Linked DNA regions of Homo sapiens: region 1 is linked to region 2. The links are chromatin loops, found by intact Hi-C in ENCODE. Cell type or tissue: mammary epithelial cell. All regions are shown on one strand. Links, peaks and the distances in the headings refer to the core of each region. The heading gives the core; the rest is flanking DNA. Region 1 has its middle 32 kb from the start of SIX3-AS1. Region 2 overlaps CAMKMT (calmodulin-lysine N-methyltransferase).

Evidence for each region. A loop is a pair of places that touch in the nucleus more often than their neighbours do. Peaks named below come from ENCODE experiments on the same cell type or tissue, not always from the same donor. Only the 100,000 strongest peaks of a DNase experiment are listed, where the experiment ranks them.
Region 1: it touches region 2 in a loop (9-fold over the local background); 1 of 110 quality-filtered maps calls a loop at or near these places.

The regions. Positions count from the first base shown.
Region 1 is chr2:44,970,341-44,977,992 of GRCh38, reverse strand. No RefSeq gene overlaps it. Among named protein-coding and RNA genes, the nearest start is that of SIX3-AS1, 32 kb to the right of the region's middle. RefSeq lists enhancers at 1,290-2,065, 2,066-2,841, 4,794-5,661. In mammary epithelial cell, for the core only: a CTCF peak has its summit at 3,724 (motif pointing right); a DNase peak (open chromatin) is centred at 3,772.
Region 2 is chr2:44,556,824-44,564,475 of GRCh38, reverse strand. The region is part of intron 3 of CAMKMT (calmodulin-lysine N-methyltransferase); the gene reads right to left. Among named protein-coding and RNA genes, the nearest start is that of CAMKMT, 200 kb to the right of the region's middle. In mammary epithelial cell, for the core only: a CTCF peak has its summit at 3,896 (motif pointing left); no DNase peak of the experiment used is centred there; H3K27ac peaks cover 377 bases.

The DNA.
Region 1 (7,652 bases), core at 1,510-6,509, 410 kb before region 2:
AGAGAGATGGTTTCTTCCAGCAAGCCTTCCCTAGAACAGTTCAAATCTTTCTGGCATATTTCTTTGCCAGAAAAAGTCTGGAACTTGTTTTGACTTTGTCCTTCCCCTCTCCTGTGTGTGTTGAGACAAGTCCCCCAAACCTATGGCTTTGAGTGCAACCCCCATACTTCTACATCTTCCCGCTTCTCAACCCACCCACCCTTTGTGGATGGTGCCAGGGAAGCACACTGATGCTTTGTTTAAGAAGTGGGAGGAACTGGCAGTGTCAACTCCTCAATGTCTTGCATTCAGATGTGTTAATCCTTTTATTTGCTCTGTGTCCTTAGGCAAGTCGCCTAACCTTTCTGGGCTTAGGATCAACATATCCTGGTGGAGGGAGGAAATGGTTGCTTCATTTTCCTGAGTGTCTAGAAGGAGCGAGAGCAGATTCAGTTTAATCACCGCAAAGAGGGGTCATTAAAGTTTAGAGAGAATGATAGCGATGTCACTAGACCCAAGGTTCACAATGCTTCCCTGCACCCTCTTTCCTATCCAGCCATCCTTGATACCTGCCTCATAAAAGAAACAGAAGACGTAACCCTTAGGCATTCTGTACAGGGAAGATAGGCTTAAAAACAAAAATGACAGCATATGTGACAAGCACTACTCTGGCCTTATGGAAAAGCACTCCAGGTGCAGGTGAGTGAGTGACCAACTCCTCCTGGAGTGGGGTAGCTGGGCCCAGATGTGATTTGCACACTGGCTGAGCACAGCGGGCTGAGGGAAGGGAAGGATACGGAAGGGACGCCATGCATTAAGGGATAGTGTGCCATTCACCAAACTGGGGCATTCAGGAGGAGAAGCAGGTTTCCCACAAAGGATGAGGAAAAAAATAGTCAGTGTGAATGTAGACATGCTAGGTCATAGAAATGGGAGGCTACAGCTGGAAGACCACAGCCCAAGAGCGTCTGAACCCAATGAACCCAATGCATTCTTTTTTTTTTTTTTTTGAGACGGAGTCTCACTCTGTCACCCAGGCTGGAGTTCAGCAGCGCTATCTCAGCTCACTGCAACCTCCACCTCCTGGGTTCAAGCAATTCTCCTGCCTCAGCCTCCCATGTGGCTGGGACTACAGGTATGTGCCACCACACCTGGCTAATTAGTTTTGTATTTTTAGCAGAGATGGAGTTTTGCCATGTTGGCCAGGCTGGTCTCAAACTCCTGACCTCAGGAGATCTGCCTGCCTCAGCCTCCCAAAGTGCTAGGATTACAGGCGTGAGCCACCGCACCCAGCTTCCAATGCATTCTTGAGGGAAGTATGTGCCCAAAGGACAAGCAAGAATAATAACCATAATCTTTGTCATAATGATGATGATAACTACAATAGTAACCTGCATTGACTGAGCACTTACTAAGTGCCAGGCAGTTGCTTCGTGTCTTGATTTGTTGTTTAATCTTCATAACAAACCCATAAGGTGGATATTGTTGCCTTCATTTTACAGATAGGAAAACTGAAGTACCAAGGGAATGTGTAACAAAGCTCATTATCACATACCACTATGTGCCCAAACCCTGACATGGTGCCCTCGTGGGCCAGGTGGGACAGACTCCGTTTACTCCCGGCTAATGACCACAGCACCACGAGCCACCATGGGCCAAACAGTCACTATGCCTGTCCCCTCCCAAATTGGTTGTGAGCTTCAGTAGCTCCAGTGGTGAGAAACAGGTCATCTAGTAAGAAACAATCAAGGTCCACAGCTGAGCAGGCCCAGGCTGCAGGCCCACGCCCGCCTCACCTGGCCAAGGGTGTGTGAGCCGCCAACAAGCAGGGAGGCTGAGGAGGCAGCCGAGGGAGCAGGAGGCGGCCTCTCCCCCACCAGAACTGGCCCGGCTCCTCCCACCCCAATTCCGCTTATTTAGACCCCTCTTTCTACTTGATTAGGGAATTCCATGTCTAGGCCAGGATCCTGACCCACTACTGAAGGGGACTGGAGAAGGGGTAGAGAGGCGGGAACAGAGAGGAGCCTCAACATCCTCCCGCCCCCGGCTTCTGCTCTTTCTCCTGTTAACTCACCGGGTTGAATACACAAGTCCGGGAGCCTGACATCACCGCTACTTCCACCTCCAGGGAGGAGTCTTGCTGCGCATGTGTGTGCGTGTGTGTGCGTAGGGGTTGGGGAGGTCCCCACCACAACTTACCTCTGTTTTTCCCTGAGCTCTGGCCCCAGATCAGTTCACAGATATGCTGGACACACGGCTGAAAGTTAGGCAGCAACCAGGACAGCTGGATCCAGAATCCCGGAGGGGCCAGGCTGAGGAGCTTTCTGCCTCCAGGGCCTGAGAGGCGGGGCTTAGCCAGGGCTGGGGGCTGCATAGTTCCACACCAGCCAGGGTCTTGCCCACAGCCCAGCAGCTCCTCTCTGAAGCACTGGAATCCCGCTCACCCCCTCCCAGCTCAGGAAGTCCCTTAGGTAACTCTAAATATAAAGACCATCTTCTCCCTCTGCTTTTACCTCCCAGTTTGAGCAAATAGGAAGCTGCTGCTGCTGCTGCTGCTGCTGCTGCTATTAGAAAAGTGATTTTGTAGCGACTCTTGTTTACACAAAACTTTTGTCAAGAGTCCTAGAATCTTAACTTCTTTCAGCCTCAGTTTCCTCACCTGTAAAGTGGGACTAATCGCTTAAATGGGATAATACATGCAAAAAGTTATCTTAGTCCCCTCAGGCTGCTATAACAAAATGCCAACCTTACGAACAACAGAAATTTATTTCTCAGGGACCTGAAACTGGCAAGTCCAAGATCAAGGCACTGGCAGATTCGACGTCTTGTGAAGGATCCCTTTCTGGTTCATCACATGGTGGAAAGGGCAGGAGATCTCTCTGGGGTCTCTTTTATAAAAGCACTAATCCCATTTATGAGGGTTCTGTCCTTGTGACCTAATCACCTCCCAGAGGCCCCACTTCTTAGTACAATCACACTGGTGATTAGGTTTCAACAGATGAAATTGGGAAGGTCAGCCGGGCACCGAGGCTCAAGCCTGTAATCCCAGCACTTTGGGAGGCCAAGGTGGGTGGATCACCTGACGTCAGGAGTTCAAGTACAGGCTGGCCAACATGGTGAAACCCTATCTCTACTAAAAATACAAAAAAATAGCTAGGTGTGGTGGCACGCACCTGTAGTCCCAGCTACTCAGGAGGCTGAGGCAGGAGAATCGTTTGAACTGGGAGGCAGAGGTTACAGTGAGCCAAGATCGCACCACTGCACTCCAGCCTGGGTGACAGAGCAAGTCTCCGTCTCAAAAAAAAAAAAAAAAAAAAAAAGAAAGAAAGAAAGAAAGAGAAAGAAAAAGAAAAAGAAACTTGGGAGGTCACAAACATTGAGACCATAGCAAAAGCCTAGCACAGAACATAACTCCACAACTGCCGGCACTCAGCAGAGTCTGGTGTTTCTCCCTTCCTCCTCCACACCCTTCTCAGCACTGGGACTAGGAGAGGAGAAGGACCAAGCCACCTCCGGCAAAACAGGCCCCTGTGGCTGTGGCTGGACTGAGATTCTGTGGTCAGGTCTAGGCAAGGGACACCTTAGACCAAAATGGGGTTCTAGAACGAAGAGTTTCCAAAGCTCAGGATGTTACACGAAAACAGAATGCCTCAGAGTGACTGAATGCTGGTCTTTAATTCAAGGGGTACCTCACTACTTCTAGGAATGGGATGGGATTCATCCTGAGGAAGCCCCAGGGGTAGATAAGGGACCCATAGAGGGCGCTATAGGAACAGACTTTGAGTCAGGAAGAAAGAACTCTTCAGAGGTGAGTCCAGAGATGGCTGGGCTGGTTTGGAAGTGACGAGTTCTCAGTCACTGGAGGTGATCAGGCAGAGGCTGGGTGAGCTCAAGAGGATTTGGGACTGGAAGAGGTACTAGAGTAAATGACTTTCACCTTCCCTAATCTGGGGCTTCTGAGTCTATCAAAATAGGTAACTGCCAAGAGGTATGATTTGAGGACCCTTCACCCCAAATCTCTCTTTTGTCCATTACCGGTGCCTGACATTCCCCGGTTATAGATGCATTGCTTTGGGTTAAGACACTGTCTCTTGCAAAATACCAGGCTTCCTGGTTGGTGTCACCCTGGTTCATCAGAGACCTGATCTTGGACTTTCCAGCTACCAGAACGGTGAGTGAGCCAAATATACTACTTTTCTTTATCACCCAGGCTCAAGTATTCTGATATGGCAGCAGAAAATGGACTAAGATAGATGTCAAATTTTTTGTAATATATATTTCACAATAAAAAATTACACCCTCCAGCGCTGGGGATTCAGAGAGGATCAGTGAGGGAGGCTACAGATTCTGTTTCCACAGATACAGCCCGCTGGCCCTTTGCCATGGATACCTGTGCACTGCCCACCCCCTTCCTCCATGCCTGCAGTGGTGGCTGGGCCCCGGGACCTACATGCATGGGGGAAGGGTGCTAGTAGGGCTTAAGGGAAGGAGCTCCAAGGCTTGCTGAGTGAGAGGCTCAAATATCCAGTAGCTCCACTTAGGACTGAACACAGGGGCATGGAGATATAGAAAGCTAGTTGGAGTGATGGCTGAGTGAAGCAGTGGAGTTGCCAGGAGCCTGAGGGCACACCGGGGGCAACCGGAAGGGGAGGAGTAGGAAGCTCACTAGGGGCAACAATCCTGAAAGTATCCTCCCATTAGAAAGGGGCTTCATTGTCCAAACGAGCATCCTGTGGTCAGCGGCAGCTGCAGAGTTCTCGTGGAGAAGGAGCTTAGAGCAAGCACTCTTTGGGTACGTAAACAATAGGACATTTCGTGCCCCCACTGCTCCTGGAAAAAGCAGCAGGCTTTGCTCCGTGATGCAAGGAGGAAACAGCAGGGAGACTGCTTCTGAGTCGGTAGAAGGAAGAACTTTCTAGCACAGATGCAGATGGACTGGGCTTCCTTGAAAGGTGATCAGTTTCCCATCCCAAAGGTGTTCCAAGATAAGCTGTCCTCTGCAGATTCAGAGCTCCCTGTATGGGAGAGTGGGAGGAGATCCCCTGAAGAGGAGGTATTGTGTAAAGGAGTGGCCGCTGCTTTTCAAAGATGCCACTAATCCTCACAGGAGACTATCTGGCCCAGGGCACTAGATAATCCCAAATTGTCATTCTGGAGTTTCCTTTCATCCTGAAGCCTGGCGTGAGGGGCCAGGCAGCAGAGCCCACTCCCTGACACTTCCTGGAGAGAGTGTCAGGTGGGGGCACAGACTGGCTTTCTGTTCCTTTGCCTGAAATGCTAGGGTGGAGAGAAGACTGGCAGGAGGATGGGAACAGAGAGACATGGCATGTCACCCTCACCCTCTCAAAGGGCTACTTCAGAACCTAAGAGCTGGTGGCCCTGGACTGGGCTGGGCTGGAGTGGGAGGACTCTGGGCTCCCAGTATGTGGCAGGTATGAGGTCAGCCCACCCCACAGGCAGGATGTGTCCTGGGCCAGATGACGTGGGCAGTTTTTGCAGCCTCTATCCTTGGGGCTGAAGAATGGACTCTCATGAGAGAGCTGCATTTTTTTTTTTTTTTTTGAGACGGAGTCTAGCTCGGTCCCCAGACCAGGCTGGAGTGCAGTGCAGTGGCACCATCTTGGCTCACTGCAACCTCTGCCTTCCAGGTTCAAGTGATTCTCCTGCCTCAGGCTCCCAAGTAGCTGGGACTACAGGTGTGTACCACCACACCCAGATAATTTTTGTATTTTTAGTAGAGACGGGGTTTCACCATGTTGGCCAGGATGGTCTTGATCTCTTTTTTTTTTTTTTTTTTTTTTTGACACGGAGTCTGGCTCTGTCAACCCAGGCTGGAGTGCAGTGGTGCTATCTCAGCTTACTGCAAGCTCCGCCTCCTGGGTTCATGCCATTCTCCTGCCTCAGCCTCCCAAGTAGCTGGGACTACGAGCAGCTGGGACCACAGGCGCCTGCCAACACACCCGGCTAATTTTTTTTTTTTTTTTGTATTTTTAGTAGAGACGGGGTTTCACTGTGTTAGCCAGGATGGTCTCGATCTCCTGACCTCGTGATCCACCCGCCTTGGCCTCCCAAAGTGCTGGGATTACAGGCATGAGCCACTGTGCCCAGCCGGTCTTGATCTCTTGACTTCGTGATCCGCCCACCTCAGCCTCCCAAAGTGCTGGGATTACAGATGTGAGCCACCACGCCCGGCCGAGAGCTGCATTTCTAAGAGGTTCTAGAGAGGACAGCACTCAGCCCCACAGGCTTGAGTGATCCCCCATGGTGGGATTGAAGGTGGGATTGGCAGGTTAGATGAGGGCATCTTTGGGGACAGAGGAGTTTTCTGGCACTTTTTCACCCCATCTCGCTCCCTGTCCCACCTGGGGACTCATTTAGCCTACAGAACAATCACTGGTACTGCCAGTCAGCACTTCCCCAGGCAGGAAGGTCTGGGTATACTTGAAGGTCCCAGATCGGCTGCACATGAGAATCACCTCCAACGCATGTTAAAAACACAGACCCTTAACTGTGAAGCTCCCTTGCTTCAAGGAGCATCTCAGTAAAAGCACAGAATCCTATAGCAAGTGAATACATCTAGGAACAAGAGCTGAGATGGGAGAGTGCCATCCCTGCTGGAGATCTTGCCTGGGAGGGTTAAGGATCGGGTGGCAGTGAGAGGGTCGTGCATTCCGGGCTTCATGGGCGTCCCACATTGAGCACTTACGGGCATGTGCAAGCTGCCGAGGACACACGGACGGATGGCAGAGCTACACGTGCAGCCTCATGAGACAGCCAGCAAACCGTCTGATGATCTCTCCAGTTGTCTGGGCTCCAAAAATGGCCCATGAGTCACCACTGCAAGGCCCCCAGAGCCTGGCAGACAACCACACTCAAGCCAAGCTCCAGAGATGGCCTTGGGGAGAATCTGACTTTCTGGGGGCCCTTCCCCAGGCTCTGCTGGAACCTTCGCCACACCTTGCTTCAGCCGCTCCTCAGTGTCTATGGCTGGGTCACCGCCCAAGCTGATGCGTGTTTAGAAAACCCAACAGGGGGTGTTTTCTCCTGGTGACAGGCAGAGACAAGGGGGAGCTCAAGTGAGCTGTCACCTCAGAGGATGCGCAGACCTGCCTCCAGTCACACATCACCTGATCCCCAGGTCAAAGGCAGAGGTCAAAAGGGGTCCAGGGAATCATCTGACAGCTCAAGCCGGGGGACAATACCGAGCACCAGCAGAACAGTGTCCTGCCTGCAGATTCCCCACCGTGGGGAATGCAGGGGGCCGGAAGGAGCAGAAAGGCCCTGTCTCTAAACCTGGGACCTTTTCCTCAGGGCAGAATTGCTTTAATCTGCGAGTAGCTAAGCAAAGATGCCCCTCCATCAGACTCTGGTTGACTGTAGATTCTTAGCCATGATAATCTGATTAGCAAAGAGCTCGTTTCTCTGCCAGGCCTTCCACCTTCCTCCGCTCACGCAGTGCTCACGTAACACTACTCGTACAGTAATTCAAATAACAATGATGGCTGGGCACAGTGGCTCACACCTGTAATCCCAGCACTTTGGGAGGCCAAAGTGGGAGGATTGAGACCAGCCTGGGCAGCAAAAAAAAATTTAAAAATTTAATTTTTTTGTACAACTACAAAAAAATTAAAAAATTAGCTGGTTGTATTGGCACATGCCTGTGGTCTCAGCTA
Region 2 (7,652 bases), core at 805-5,804:
AGGCCATGTGTGGTGGCTCACGCCTGTAATAACAGCACTTTGGGAGGCCGAGGCAGGTGGATCAGTTGAGGTCAGGAGTTTGAGACTAACCTGGCCAAGGTGGTGAAACCCCGTTTCTATTAAAAATACAAAAATTAGCCGGGCATAGTGGCGCGCTCCTGTAATCCAGCTACTTGGGAGGCTGAGGCAGGAGAATCGCTTGAACCCGGAAGGCGGAGGTTACAGTGAAATGAAATTGAGCCACTGCACTCCAGCCTGGGCAAGAGAGTGAGATTCCGTCTCAAAAAAAAAAAAAAAAAGTTCTGATCAACTAGTATGCTTTGAACCCCAACTGTATAAATAATATGAAACTAATGACTCTAAATAGGAACACTTTTACACTATTGGTGGGACTGTAAACTAGTTCAATCATTGTGGAAGACAGTTTGGCGATTCCTCAAGGATCTAGAACTAGAAATACCATTTGACCCAGCCATCCCATTACTGGGTATATACCCAAAGGATTATAAATCATGCGGCTATAAAGACATATGCACATGTATGTTCATTGCGGCACTATTCACAATAGCAAAGACTTGGAACCAACCCAAATGTCCATCAATGACAGACTGGATTAAGAAAATGTGGCACATATACACCACGGAATACTATGCAGCCATAAAAAAAGGATGAGTTCGTGTCCTTTGTAGGGACATGGATGAAGCTGGAAACCATCATTCTGAGCAAACTATCGCCAAAGACAGAAAACCAAACACCGCATGTTCTCACTCATAGGTGGGAACTGAACAATGAGAACACTTGGACACAGGGTGGGGAACATCACACACCAGGGCCTGTCATGGGGTGGGGGGAAGGGGGAGGGATAGCATTAGGAGATATACCTAACGTAAATGATGAGTTAATGGGTGCAGCAAACCAACATGGCACATGTATACATATGTAACAAACCTGCACGTTGTGCACATGTACCCTAGAACTTAAAGTATGGGGGATAATAATAAAAAAAAAGAAACTAATGACTATACTCTCCCTTGATATTATCATCTTTACTGTTTTACTGTGTCAGGAGCACAAATGGTAATATCTACATAAGGCAAAACAATAATACTATTAAAATAATATTGTAGAAGAAAATTTAATCACACTGAAAATATTCATAGTACATTTTGAAGTAAAAAAAGTCAGGTTATAAAACAGTACAGGTAGTATAATCCTTTTTTTAAGAAAGAAACAAAAATTTGTATATACACCTATGGGAAATACATCCCGAAGAGATAAGAGTAGATACCTCTAAGTTGTGGGATTGTAGGATTATTTTTATAACAATAATTTAAAAATTAATTCAATAAAAGTAAACCTTGTAAGTTTTAATTTAATCTCTCGGCCTTATTTTTCTCTTCCATAAAATAGGAATAACACTAGTTATGGCATAGGAGTTGGTTAGATCAAATAATGTAATGTCTGTTAAAAAAGAAAAAACCTTTACATATTGTGAAATACATACTTAGTTATCATTTTCTCCATATCTTACCACAAATACCACCAGTACTGAGAGAGTAAGGTCCTCTTGAGCAGGGGAGGCAGATGGGAATATGATATTAGGAGCACTGCTTTGGGCCGGGCACTGTGGCTCACGCCTGTAATCCCAGCACCTTGGAAGACCCAGGCGGGCAGATTACTTGAGGTCAGGAGTTTGAGACCAGCCTGGCCAACATGTTGAAACCCCGTCTCTACTAAAAATACAAGAATTAGCTGGGTGTGGTGGCAGGCATCTGTAATCCTAGCTACTCGGGAGGCTGAGGCAGAAGAATTGCTTGAACCCAGGAGATGGATGTTGCAGTGAACTGAGATTGTGTCATTGCACTCCAGCCTAGGTGACAGAGTGAGATTCTGTCTCAAAAAAAAGAGAGCATGGCTTTGAAGTCACGGCTTACTAGCTGTGTGACCTTAGGCAAGTTACCCAACCTCTCTAAGCCTTGGTTTCATCATTTGTGAAATAGAAATAATAATACTCACCTCCCAGGGATGTTGTGTGAATTAAATGAGTTAATACTTATATTCGGCATATAATGAAAGCTCATAAAGTGCTAGCTATTATTGTTGTTAATGGTTATGCTTCTGTTGTAATAATAATTATAATAAGCAAATGGATTAGAAAAGAAAGAAGGGTAAACAGAGACTGTGGATAGTGCCAAGAAAAATAGAATTCGTTTGTTGTAAAAACTGCTCTGGACCTGAAATTCTGATGTAGAACACAGAGTGGAATGGGAAGGGGGACATGGCTCTTAGCCCCTCTCACTGGCTCACCACTAGAGGACTTTCTACTCAAAGACAGCAGCTGGGTGGCAAGTTACAAAGCCCTTGGCAGAATACCCCAATAAACCTCCTACCCAGTTTCCAAGCATCAGCTTGATCTTCTATTTTCATTTCACACAAGTTCACCACCTGTCACAAGCAAGTCCACCACCACAACTGCTTCACACCATCACCATCACTTGGAATGGAGGCTCACTTTTTTCTCCCTCTTATATTCTCCAGCCCTGTCCATGGCTCACTTCCCTACCTGGCCATCGCCTAGTGATTTCCTTGACTTTTCCTGACCCATCCATGTCCTCAAAGACTCTTACAGACAATTCCACTTCCTTGTTCATTTAGCAGTATCAGATCTACTTTATTTTCTTTATCAGAAATGAGTGAGGGGATCCAATGTGACCAGATCTTAAGGTCCCTCATCAATGTCTTAAGTGCAACTTGCTCTAAACCCCATAATATTGTTGTCTATCTATAGCTTAAGCTGGCAGATTGAAAAACTCCTAATAAGAGATATCATTCACCTCCTGAAAAGGGAGCAGAACATGTTTGACAAAAAACTAGCTGAATTGATTGAGAGTAAATGGGAATATTAATAAAAAGGCCTACAGGTATGACTTAGAAGAATTATATTGGGAAATGTCACCAGGTTATCCCAAGTGAAAGCAACGAGGAAAAGAAAGTCACATGCTTATTTATCAATTCATAGTGATGAATAATAAGTAAACTGTATGTTCAGAATATATTTATCTATGTAAAAATCAAACACAAAGAAGGAAAGAAAAAGTGGAGATTAAGAAAGGAAAACAGTAATGGTAGTCTTGTGGAAGTACACATACTATAAACCACCAGCTAGATGGAGAATTCAGATAATCTATTTCTAAGTCTAGATACAAAACCATGATTTTGGTAAGACGTAGTAATGTTGAGGAGCTTCACCTCACCAGGAGTATGCTGCCAAGTTGGTAGGAACTTACAAAACACAGTATCAGAAAGGCTAAATTCCAGAATGCTGAGGCATGCAAGAAGAAAGAAAAAAAAATGATAAAGATTATAAGAAGGTTGTTTGGAATAAGAAGACAAACAAGAATGTTACAAAACCAGTGGTCAGGCCATATGACATAATAATAAAGGGTGACAGGAAGGCAGCTATACTTATCAATTCCTGTTTTGCTTAGATTTAATTTTCTCTCTGAAAATGGTAGAACAAGAATCAAAAAGAAAGACTCAAAGCCCCCATCTAAGGTGTAAGATAGTAGGAAAACAGCATGAAGTCACTTCAAGTGAATTCAACTTTTCAAGCTTAGACAAATTACACTCCAGGGTTCTGAAACAACTTGAGGGCAAGTGTGCAAAATCAATATTAGTAACTTTGAGACATCCCAAAGAATGGGGGAGCTGCCAGGGAAATGGAGATGGGCATAGGTAGGCTTTGTTCAGATGATTTTGAAGGATAAAATTAGATTAGGTTAACTATTGTCCAAAGAGCTTAAATATACCACCTCAAACTATATAATATTAGATATTAATAAATGAGAGCATGCTTTTTTCTTTTTAGACTGGTCAATCAGTCTATCATTAGAAGGATGCCACCTGCTGGGCACCGTGGCTCACGCCTATAATCCCAGCACTTTGGAAGGCCAAGGCAGGAAGATTGTTTGAGGCCAGAAGTTCGAGACCTGCCTGGGCAATATAGCAAGACACTGTCTCCAGAAAAAAAAAATTAAAAAATTAGCTGGGCATAGTGGTATGCTCCTGTAGTCCTAGCTACTTAGGTGGCTGAGTGGGAGGATCGCTTGAGCCCAGGAGTGAGCTATGATCATGCCACTGCACTCCAGCCTGAGCAACAGAGTGAGACCTTATCTCTAAAAGAAAATAAATTTTAAAAAACAAGTATGTTAGAGTATCTCTTAGTTCCAAGAAGACATTTAACTAAGCCTCAGATAGATTCTTATGGACAAGACTAAGAAAAACTGGCCAAGTCAGTTGATGGATGTCAATTTTTCCTAACAGAAACTCCCAGTGTGTTGTGTTTAGCTCTAGCCTATTCAAATATTTTACTGACAACTTGAAAAGCGACTTCAAAGGCAAACTTACACATTTCCCAATAGCCAAAGCAAGAGGGCTAGTTAATAATACAGATGATGAATAAAAACTTGAATTGACTTTGATTGGCATAAAATGAGTTTAAAAACCAATATTATTCAAAGTCAATATAAAAATGAGTTTAAAAACCAATATTATTCAAAGTCAAATGAAATTTTGCAGGCAAAAACATAGAGAAGCTTTTTTATCTTAAACAAAAAATTAGGTCCCATGTACAAATTGGACAAGACCTAGTTTGCTAGCAGTTCAAATAAAAAACTTGATTCTGAATAGTCATAAAATGCTTTATCATGAACCATTTATGTAAATTTAAATCAATAACTGTTTCAGGCATTGAGCTAGACTCTTTCCCCTCCTCCATAATTATCCTCCAGTAAGTAGATAGAGGGTTCAGCTCTACAGACATACTAGTCTGCTCAACTAGACCCTGTGTAAGACACATCTTTCAAAGGGATAACAGATTTGGTAGAGAAGAGGGTGAAAAATCTGAAGACCACATTAAAAAAAAAGTGGTTATGTAAAATAGAAATTCTTAGTTTGAAGAAATAAAGGTTTACAAAAGCCATGAGAGTTGTCATGAAATACTTGAAGGACTGTCATGAAAATAAGGTGGTGCTCTAGAGAGCAGAGCAAAGAATGTACATTATCACAGAGAGGAACACATAGGCTCTTGATGAAGAACATTTCTTCACACCTGCAACAGTTTAACTGTGTACCACCTCAAAAGGAATGCACTTCCTATTAGTGAAGATGCTCACAAGTCTGTGACAGATGCTCTCGGAGGAGTTCCTCAACTGAAGGGGAAGCTGCAATAGAGGACTATACAGTCCCTTCCAACACCATCATTTCATGATTCTGCAAATAGTGTGTCCTAATTAAAACAGCACCACCACTAAGTTGCATCCCTAATCCAAAAGTGTTCAAGTTGGATAGCTTTAGTGGATCTAAGCCTTTGAAGAACCATCTGTTGTAGAAACTGAGAATTAATTTTATTTTGGATTCTAGATAGATGATAGATAGATAGTTAGATAGACAGATAATGTCTGTCTGTTTATCTATCTATCTATCTATCTATCCATACATACATACACACACACACACACAGAGACACATTTTCCAGACTTTTATTTTAGGTTCAGGGGGTATGTATTCAAGTTTGTTACATGAGTAATTCAAGTGTCACTAAGGTTTGGTGTACGAATAATCCCATCACCAAGGTAGTGAACATAATACCCAATAGTTAGTTTTTGAACCCTCACCTCTCTTCCACATCCCACCCCAGGAGTCCCAAGTGTCTATTGTTCTCATCTTTGAGTCTGTGTGTACTCAACGTTTAGCTCCCAGTTATACGTGAGAACATGTGACATTTGATTTTCTGTTCTGGCATTAATTTGCTTAGGATAATGGCCTCCCACTGCATCCATGTTGCTGTAAAGGACATGATTTCCTTCTTTTTTATGCCTGTGTAGTAGTCCATGGGGCATATGTACCACAATTTCCTTATCCAATCCACCTCTGAGAATTAATTAATTTGTCTCTCTGAACTCTATCTATTGAAGATAGACTTCTGCCTTAGGAACTATCTTTTGAGGATACAACAGATGATAAAAGCATTTCCTGCATATTCCCATATATGTAAATTGGTCCACCCGAGGTCTAAACTTAGCAAGTACCAAGGAAACTGGGGCAATGCAATAGAGCTCTTAGAAAACCGACAATTATCCAGGCACAGTGGCTCACTCTCGTAATCTTACAACTTTGGGAGGCCAAGGCAGGAGGCTCACTTGAGCTCAGGAGTTCAAGATCAGCCTGGGCAACATTGCAAGATGCCATCTCTACAAAAAATTTAAAAAATTAGCTGAGTGTGGTGGTGGGTACTCAGGAGGCTGAGGCAGAAGGATCACTTGAGCCCAGGAGTTCGAGGCTGCAGTGAGCTATATTGACATCACTGCACTCCAGCCTGGATGACAGAGCAAGATCTCATCGAATGAATGAATGAATGAATGAATGAATGAATGAATGAATAAATAAATAAATAAAACTCACAATAGTATTGCAGTTGATCATCCCTGGGTGAAACTCATTATGTAAGTTTTCCTTTAATGCCAATCAGGGTCCTGATAACAGATATTTTAAACTGACTGACATGCGCAGTGGGGAGTGGAGACCAACCTAAATTGATACAGAGCAGAGAGCAATGGTTAATCTTAAACTTCCTTCTTTGTCTATTCCTTATATTTTAAAAACAGCAACATGAAATTAGAAAAATGTAGAAAATAAAAAAAAGTGACTTAAAAATACTTTCTCCACAAAAAGTGATCACCTCCCGGTAACAAGAAAATGGACAAGGACTCAGAAATATGGTGCTAACCATTCTTCTATTTATTTAGAAACCTTTTTTTCTCAAGCTTCTCTAAAGAGATTATTACTGTTGTTACTGTTTCTATTTTACACATAGAAGAAGGGAGGAAGGAAAGAAGGGAAGGAGGGAGGAAAGAAGGAAGAAATAAGTTAATTGACTTGTTCAAGACATTCCCTCAGGTCAAGATGAGGAGCAACATCACCAGACCATTCCACTAATATTCCCCTTCCTCAAAAAAGGACTGCCCTCTAAACAAAGAAACCAACCAATGGCCTGCCCTTATTGTACCATAAAATTAACTACCTTCTTAAGCACCGTTTATTTTTGCTTCCTATTTGTTTCATGTGTTAGTTTTATTTCCTCAAATAAGAGAATGTACTAACACTTTTAAATAGGAAAAAAAAAAGCCAGAAACAAAACTAGAAAATGTACCAAAGGTTTATCTTTCAGCTCCATCCTCCCACAGAGATATGAGTAAGATTAAAGTGATGGCAGAAAGAGGACACAGTTAGTACCATTATCATTTCTAGTGGACATTTCTCTGACAAATAATACTTGGAAACCACATTATCATTAATGATGAATGAATCCTATGTCTAGAAAAGTTAATAAACAAGGCATTTCCTCAGTGAAAAGAGTTAAAGCAAACCACATAGGTGAAAGTAAAAAAGATAAAACTTTTGCATGCTGTTGCATTCCAGCAGGGAGTGGGTAGTTCCTGTGCATTTTCTCCCTGAAATAAACTTACATCATCCTCACTTGTATCATTTTGTAAATTTTTTTTGTAGAGACGGGGTCTCATTATCTTGCCAGGCTGGTCTCAAATTTCTGGGTTCAAGGGATCCTCCTGCTTCGGCCTCCCAAAGTGCTAGGA